Linked DNA regions of Homo sapiens: region 1 is linked to region 2. A link is a loop called in an ENCODE intact Hi-C map of the cell type or tissue named here. Cell type or tissue: PC-3. All regions are shown on one strand. Links, peaks and the distances in the headings refer to the core of each region. The heading gives the core; the rest is flanking DNA. Region 1 overlaps KMT2E (lysine methyltransferase 2E (inactive)). Region 2 overlaps SRPK2 (SRSF protein kinase 2).

Region 1 (4,403 bases), core at 265-4,264, 120 kb after region 2:
AATGTAGAAGAGGAGAAATTTGGAGTAACTAAAAAGATCATTTTCCCAAACTGCGCTTTACCTGATGAACCTGGTTGGAGAGGAGGGATTAATTACTATGGTTATTTCTTTTCAAAAAATTTAAAATAAAAAATTTGGGGAAAGTACATTTTTCCAGAAGAAACAAACTTGTCTTGGCAAAAATCATTGTATGTGTAAAATAAAAAACTACCCACAGGTGGGCACCCAAGGAAGATATTTTTTGTAGTATGATTATCCTGGGTGTTGTAAGGTAAATATGAATTTATGCCAACAGAGTCTGACATAGTCCAATATTTTCTTGTTTGGGATACAAGAAATATTTTCTTGTTTTGGTCAGAGATAAAACTATATGATATAAACATTCAATTAAAAAATCAAACTCCCCTGTAAACACTACAGCTAATTTATAGTCAGAGCAAAATCCTGTATTTAGAGATGGTTCATAATCTTCTAGAGTTGATCAGGATCTTAAAAAATAATGTGGTCCAATACTGCTGAAGAAACCAAAGCCCATGTGTATTAAGTGACTCATTCAAAAGCAGAGCCATAATTACTATGCAGGTTATGCAGGTTTCCTGGTTTCTGTATTACTCTTCTTTCCAATTACTGCCGCTACATAAAGCAAAACTCTTCCTACATTACTACAGCTGGGTAAGAATAAAGCTTAAGCACTAAACATTTCCTAACAGCTTTAGACCTAGCTTTATCTTAAAATACACAAATATTTTGGAACATAAACGTGCCTGATTTTCTACATTTATTTTTAATTTCTTAAAGGTCATACATCATTCAGCTTTTCTAGTCACCATTACATACAGTACATTCTTTGACACAGCCATGTATATGGTACCTATTTAAAGACAAAATTTGCCTCCCATTTTATAGCTCTAACTGAAAAATAAGTTTTATTCTTTGAGGTAGTTAGAGCTGACTCTGGAGATAGAGAAATTAGGATTCCTAATTAACCCCTGCAGACTTTCCATAGCCCCTAACACCTGTGCTATATAATCTAAACTCGATAGATTTCCCATGAAATCTATACATTGTTTTTATGACATATGTCTTAGTTTATGGTTTTCCAAGAGTAAATACCAAGCATTGTAATTTCCTATAAGCAGTCTGCTTAATAATATCCCCATCACAAAGCAAGACTCCCATCTCCACAAAAAAATTTAGGCTGGGCGCAGTGGTTTATTATGCCTGTAATCCCAGCACTTTGGGAGGCCGAGGAGGGTGGATCATGAGGTCAAGAGATCAAGACCATCCTGGCCAACATGGTGAAACCCTGTCTTTACTAAAAAAACAAAAATTAGCCAGGTGTGGCACGCGCCTGTAGTCCCAGCTACTCAGGAGGTTGAGGCAGGAGAATCACTTAAACCAGGGAGGTGGAGGTTGCAGTAAGCTGAGATTGCGCCACTGCACTCCAGCCAGGTGACAAAGCAAGACTCTGTCTCAGGAAACAAACAAAAAAATTAGTGGAACATGGTAGCATGCACCTGTAGTTCTGGCTACTCCAGACACTGAGGCAGGAGGATTGCTTGAGTCCAGGAGTTGGAGGCTGCAGTAAGCTATTGGTCATACCACTGCACTCCAGTTTGGGCAACAGAGCGAGGCCCTGTCTTTATCTAAAAAAAAAAAAAAAAATAGGAAAAGGAAAGCCAGAGCCCACCTACAAAATCACCCTATTCTTCTTTGGTCTTGAAATAGAGAAATTAAATGATTCCTTGCTCAAAAAAACTTGTTACCCTTTTATATAACAAAGATAAACTTATAAATCTAAAAAGATGGGTAAGATTATTTGTTACTAATAAAAATCATTCCAAAATAACACGTATGGCTTGTGTGGTGTCTCCATTTCCTCTATCATGTGATGATGGAATTTATACTCATGGCACTCTTTATTATTTTGATACTCGTTTGTTATTTCCTCTACCCCATTCTCTACGAAAGCTTTTCCAGAGCAGTGACCTTTCCTTCTTTGCTCATCCGATATCTCAAATGGCAAGCACTCACATTGTTTTTAAATGAGTAAGAACCATGTGTACATTATGTCAAGCACGTATCACGTTACTTAAAGACATGTAACTAACTGGAAGCATTTCAACAATTTTGGAAATCTTGAATTTATTAGAAGGCAGTTAAAGCTGATTAACCTCATTTTGTTTGAACTGAGTACCTAATAAAAATAGGTGGCTGGGCACAGTGGCTCACGCGTGTAATCCCAGCACTTTGGGAGGCAGAGGTGGGTGGATCATCACAAGGTCAGGAGTTCAAGACCAGCCTGGCCAACATGGTGAAACCCCATCTCTACTAAAGATACAAAAAATTAGCCAGGCGTGGTGGTGGGCACCTGTAATCCCAGCTACTTGGGAGGCTGAGGCAGGAGAATCACTTGAACCCGGGAGGCAGAGGTTGCGGTGAGCCAAGATTGTGCCACTGCACTCCAGGCCTGGCAACGGAGTGTGACTCCGTCTCAAAAAAAATGAAAAAAATAATAAACAGGTTCCCTTTCACTAACACCACAATGTCATTAATTACTTATCTTTAGAAATAAAATTCCCAGTCTCTACAATTAGAGAAAACAGGACCTTACAAAAAAAATCAGCATCAACGGAGGACAGAACAGGGAGTTGGATAACATCTCAAATCCTGTCACCAGATGACTTTTCTGGCAACAAACTTATCCTATTTTATTATTAAAGCATTGCATATTCTAAAGTGATTTTCTAAATGAAGTCAGTCAAGTTTTCCTAGAGACATTTAGTAACAGCATGGATTCTGCAGTGTTTTCCCACAGAGTCTGTTCCACTGAATAACACTCTGTGGGGGTCAAAGGTGTTATCCACAAGAAACTGCAAGGGTATACAAGTTTAGGAAAATCTGACAATTGTGTCAAGTTTTTAAACACATGTACACTGGTAATCTGAAAAGGAAGAATATAGTATAGTGCTCATCACAGTAAACTGGTCACGGCTCTTTTTCACAAAGCATCTCAAATTATACTTGCGTGGAATACTTGATGTGAAGGATGAAAGCCGAGAAAATTGTGGGGAATCCTGCACAATTCAGGGCAAGGCCTCCAGATCATCCATTACCTGAACTACAGGGAAGCTTCATTCAGTTCACATTCATGGGCCTGTATCTGTCTGTCTATCTTTCCTCAAGTGGTTGTTATAAACATTCAGTTAGCTCATTTATTGATGGTCTACTTTTTTGCCCACCATTTTTTATTCCCCTAGGAGCTAGGGCTACAACAATGAATAAAACTGAAAGTTTTTTCCCTCATGAAGTTTATGTTGTGGTGGTATAAAAATTCCAGACTAGACTATAATACCTGCTTGACAAGTCCAGGAATCTCTTGCCTACGTGACTTCCTTGTCATACCCTTTCACCGTTTCTCAAATGTCCGTCCTTTTAAATATGAAGACCACACTGAATCATCTTCTGTGGACTCAATTTTAAGCAATCTGATAATATAGGCCATCAAATATTACCAAGATTGTATTCCCAAAGTACATTATGAGGGTTATGAAAAATTATTTTGGAAATATTTTAAAACTACAAAGGAGACAGTTTTCATGCCATTATAAATGGGGGAGGAAGTGTCTTTTTTTTTTTTTTTTTTTTTTTTGAGCCTTTCACTGTCACCCAGGCTGGAGTGCAGTGATGCCATCTTGGCTCACTGCAGCCTCCTCTTCTGGGTTCAAGTGGTTCTCATGCCTCAGCCTCCCAAGTAGCTGGGATTATAGGCATGTGCCACCATGCCTGGCTAATTTTTGTATTTTTAGTAGAGATGGAGTTTTGCCATGTCACCCAGTCTGGTCTCGAACTCGTGGACTCAAGTGATCCACCCACCTTGGCCTCCCAAAGTGCTGGGGTTGCAGGCGTGAGCCACCAAGCCCAGCAACAAGTCTCTTTTAGTATTTAAATCTTTCAGAAGTTTGCTGCTTTTAAAATGATCACTTTAAGCTACAGGTATACCCCCCAGTATCTAATCCCCTTCCACATGTACTGTTTATATGAGAAGATTACAGCCATCTAGCCCCACCTCCACAAATATACTAGGAGGACACTCAGTAGTGCCCTGGTTTTTGGAATCTAGTGAGTATAAACAGTCTACTGTATTTCAGTCTACTGGGCTTATGGTAAGATTTTCCTAACGTACAATAACCATGCAGTTCCACATAACTTAGCCACAAATTTGCTTTTGTAAAAGCAGGTAACGACTTCTTAAGGATAAAAAAGACAAAATATCATGGATGGAAAAAGAAAATGTTCATAAAAGAAAAATCCAAAAGGCCAAAAGGGGTAGAGGTAATGGAACTGGAAATGAAAAGGCCTTCCATCTTGGCCACATAAATATTCTTTCATGAAATCTTCAT
Region 2 (4,403 bases), core at 203-4,202:
TGATAGGAGAAGATGTTTATGAAAAGAGGGATCTCAAATTATATCTGGGTAAAAATTGAGAGGAAATAAATGGAGTTATTTTGGTTTATCTGTGGATACTAGGGCTGTAAAGAATTAGTTTGTTTATAGCCCTGTGATTTACAGATAATGAACAAATATTATTTTGGTAATCCGAAGAAAAATAAATACTACTTTTCAAGCAGAAAAATCACCAGTTGTATGTTAATTTTGGAAAGTTGGCTCTGTTAAAAAGGAAGATGGGTTGAGTGGGGAGAGGGATGTGGCGCCACAGATAGATGGCAAAGGATATGGTTAGGACTGTTGTGGACAGGGGGTTATATAAGGGAGACACCACAGAAAAAAGCAGCATCTTGTTTCAGGGATGGAAATTGAGGCAGTAGTGACAGAATGCTCCGTGATGCTGACCTTGGCAAATAGGTATGGTTGGGGCCAAAGTAGCATTTGGCGTTGGTGTGATATTGGTTTGAAATCCCAGAAAAAATGTACAGGCTTTCGTAAACCAGATCATCAGGCAGTGTAGATTCTTGTCTGGATTCAAGAAGGGCATGAGGACTGTTGTAGCTGGAGAAAGAATAAGATTGGTGAGAAAAGTGGGTATCACTCGCTCAAAGCCACAGGGTTTATAACTGATGGAGCTGGAACTTAAACCAAGCTCTCAACTTTTAAGACTATGCCTTTAACTACTACTCTGTACTTTTCAAATTCTAGTGACAGGAGTGAAATATTATTTAGTTAGTAAAGACAAGCGTATAATGGCAACAGCAGATACAAGTCCCTCATAATGACTTGACTTAGGATTTTTCAACTTTATGAAGGGTGTTTTGGATATTCCTCATCGTGAGTTGAGGAATATCCGTAATATGTTTTAGAGATTTTTGTCGAAAACTGGTGTGTGGGTTTAGTAAACCTTTTTATTAGACCAGTTAGCTCACATGAACTTTATTTTCTGATTCTGCCAAATAAATACTGCTAATATTTTTTGAAGTAATGATTTATAATTTATTTTTTCATTTTCTACTCTTATTTACCTCCAGTACCAAAAAATTATTGTATAGCTCTTCCTGCCCCTGACCCCACTTTTTGAAAGGATTAGACTATTGTAAAGGGAAACCTTTAAAACATTTTAAACAATTCAAGATGGCTTCTGAAACAAATGAGACACATCCTGGGATGACATCAAATCAGGGCTGGGGGTCTGGATGTCTTGATGGAAAAAAAAAATGGTTAAAGTGAGTCTTAGTGAAAACAATATAGTGACATTCAACTGGAGTGGTAAATGGTATGCTAGTTTTAGATTCTTTTGGTGGTTTGTTTCATATACTAATAAATGATTGAAAGACTTTGTTTTAGCTAAGTATGACAAGCTAGACTTTTTTTCTTAATGTTAGTTCTTTTACAATTTAAATTTGAGTTTTTGAACACTTGTATTAACTCTTTTTTTCTTTTTTGAGATGGAGTCTCGCTCTGTCGCCAGGCTGGAGTGCAGTGGTGCGATCTCAGCTCACTGCAACCTCTGCCTCCCAGGTTCAAGCGATTCTCCTGCCTCAGCTTCCTGAGTAACTGGGATACAGGTGTGCGCCACCACGCCCAGCTAATTTTTGTATTTTTAGTAGAGATGGGATTTTACCATGTTGGCCAGGCTGGTATCGATCTCTTGACCCTGTGATCTGCCCGCCTCCGCCTCCCGGTTACAGGTGTGAGCCACCACACCCGGCACAAGCTAGACTGTTAAAATCGTAAGTGGATCTAAGAATTAGGAAAAACAAAACTACTTATTCTGTATATAAAGTATTTATTTTATAGCCACATTTAAACTGCATTATTTTTCCCTATGTTTAGTTTTTTGCCTGCTTATTTTAAAAACATTAATCACTTGATTAAACCGTATTTCATTTTTTATGATTAAGTCAGATACTATTTGAGTTCTTAAACTTCTCCCTACTAAGTAGTGATGAATAGGCTATTTGGCTTACATGGCTCTAAGTCAGGTGTACACTGGTTAGGAATTTTTGCCTGTTCTTGCCACCAGTTTGTGGCTGAGTCATTAGCAAGATTCTTTACTCATGAACTCCTAATACATAGAAACATTATCTCCACTAAATAAACAGAATTTTGTGTGCTTTCACACGGTACCTACATATTTTGGGAAAATAAATGAGTAGGAAATATTACTCTTAAATACTGCAAATTTGAGTAACATTTTAAAAGTTTATGATCACTGTCAGATTATGAAATCAGAGTATTAGATTGTAGGCTTAAATAGTTTACCAAGCATTAGGCATATACTTTTTCACTTGTGATTTTTCATTCAACATCTGTTATTTAATGTCTAAGTAAGGAGCTCTACTAAGTACGTAGGGACTAAGGCTCAGTCTGTTCTTAGGCACATAGCTAACGTCATACTTAGTAAACAGGGAGTGGCTTCTAGCACTTAAAAGCCTGAAAGGATCTTGCATATAGGAGCAGAACCTAGTGAGTAAAACATAAGTCTTCTTGAAGATCATTAGTTTTAAAGGGAAGGGTGAAAAAAGTAATTCTGTTATAATGATACATAGGCCTGGCCTGAGTGGGGCTATTTAGTTTCTCCAGTGAAGAAGTCTCCGTATTCCTGTCCAGGGCGTAGACATGAGCCGGGGATATGTTCTGGGAGCAGAGTGGAGTAAGGAGACTAAGATCCTGGTCTGATTCTAACTGTTCATCATAAAGACTGTTTCTTAGCCCAGTACTATATATCCTTGTGCCTAGTGTCTCCAAAATGTTCCGTCTTCTGCCTTGGAAAAGATTGTGATCTGGTTACACTGGAGGTGTGGGAGTGTGGGAAGTATGCGCCGACCACTCCATCCAACGAAGCTATGTGTCTCCAGCATCATCCCCCAGAATGTCTCCCCCGCCCCTGGTTGTAGTGCTGAAGCTCTTGTGGTCCCAGGGTGGACTGTTTTCTGGTCAGTATCTATTTCTGCGGCCACTTTTGCTTATAGCTGCTTATGTTCTTTCTAGTTGTCATCTCTTCTCTATTCTCATTATTTTTTTAAAAAAAATTGTTGAATTTCTTGTTCCTTGATTTTTTTTCTTTTATTTGTTCTTTGGGGTTTTCTTCTTTTTCTTTTCAACTACGAAGGAGAAAAGAAAAATGAATAGGATTTATCAGTCATATTTAAGGTGTCACTCAGTCCCCAGTCATGCTTAAATTATAACTCCCTTAGGCATGCTTTTCTGAGTTGGAACTCTAAATACATTGTGGTATGATTATTTATATTTTAATAGAATTCACTAAAAATTAGTTTTACTTCACTTGTAGTAGGTGATTGAAAACTGATTCATGCAGTAACTTCTTAGGAAACATCATTTATTATAAGTGGAGGTCCTTTTCATTAAACCTTTTGGACCATTACAAATTCTTATTTCTATCTGCCTTTCTTTACCTACGTCTATTTGTATCTACTTTCCTTACTTGTGTTTGGACCATAAACTCACGTTAGTGCATTGCCAGTTGACACCCGTTAGAGATGGTAATGATTCCTTGGAGCATTGATTCTTAACCATGGGTGTGTATCAGTCACCTGGTGACATGCTCCCAGGCTACATTCCTGACCTACTGAGTCAGAAGAATCTCTTGATTCTCACTTTTGCATTTTGAAAAACTTCCACTTGTTTGTGCTGTATAGTTCTATTTGAGAACTATTGTGTTATAGCTTCCGAAAGAAATAGATTTAACTTTGTGTAGCATTTTATTTCCTAGCAAATTAACTTCAAATTCTTCACCCCAGGGTGTCAAAATCTGGTCTCAACCTTTCTCTAGCACTTCTGCCAATATTCTCCTTTGGGTACCTTGTGTGCCGGCAGAAGTGGATGAGCCCTTTCTTGCTGCCATACCTTCTCCTGCTCAGGCCATCATGTCCTCCTGCCTAGAACGCCCTTTCCTAGCTAGATCTATTGACACCTTTTTCTTCGTCATAGGCCTCTTCAATTTTCTCTCCTTTCTTTGAGAATTTTTAGGCACTCAGCCAGCTGGAGAGAACATGTATACCTTTCCACATGTTTTGTTTTTGCTATTGTATCCCCTGGGAATTATACAGGAGACTGGAAATTGGATACATTGAATATGCCTTGAGTTAATTAAAGAAGTAATGTTATCAAGCTACGTTCTGCCTTGTTTTATGCTCTAATTTTTATTTCTATCTGATCTATCTGTTAGATTCCTGGTACCATGAGAAAAGACTCATTTTTTTCTCATTTTAGCAGTAAAATAGTTTGAGCTTTGTAAGTATTTCTTGAACAAGTAAATAAGGAATATTCTCTATACTTGGGATAATCCTGCAGAATTTGGAACTGTGGGTTAGAATCACAAGATTCATGACACAAGGGAAGGAGAAAATCAGTTC

The links. A loop is a pair of places that touch in the nucleus more often than their neighbours do. Peaks named below come from ENCODE experiments on the same cell type or tissue, not always from the same donor. Only the 100,000 strongest peaks of a DNase experiment are listed, where the experiment ranks them.
Region 1: a loop joins it to region 2, with 3 times the contacts of the local background. A loop is called at or near these places in 1 of 110 quality-filtered maps.

What each region holds. Positions count from the first base shown.
Region 1 is chr7:105,095,497-105,099,899 of GRCh38, reverse strand. The region is part of intron 15 of KMT2E (lysine methyltransferase 2E (inactive)); the gene reads right to left. Among named protein-coding and RNA genes, the nearest start is that of KMT2E, 83 kb to the right of the region's middle. In PC-3, for the core only: no CTCF peak of the experiment used is centred there; DNase peaks (open chromatin) are centred at 579, 2,039 and 3,399; H3K27ac peaks cover 3,935 bases.
Region 2 is chr7:105,217,591-105,221,993 of GRCh38, reverse strand. All of the region lies in intron 2 of SRPK2 (SRSF protein kinase 2), which reads left to right. Among named protein-coding and RNA genes, the nearest start is that of SRPK2, 170 kb to the left of the region's middle. In PC-3, for the core only: no CTCF peak of the experiment used is centred there; DNase peaks (open chromatin) are centred at 2,043, 2,393 and 3,573; H3K4me3 peaks cover 2,088 bases; H3K27ac peaks cover 3,890 bases.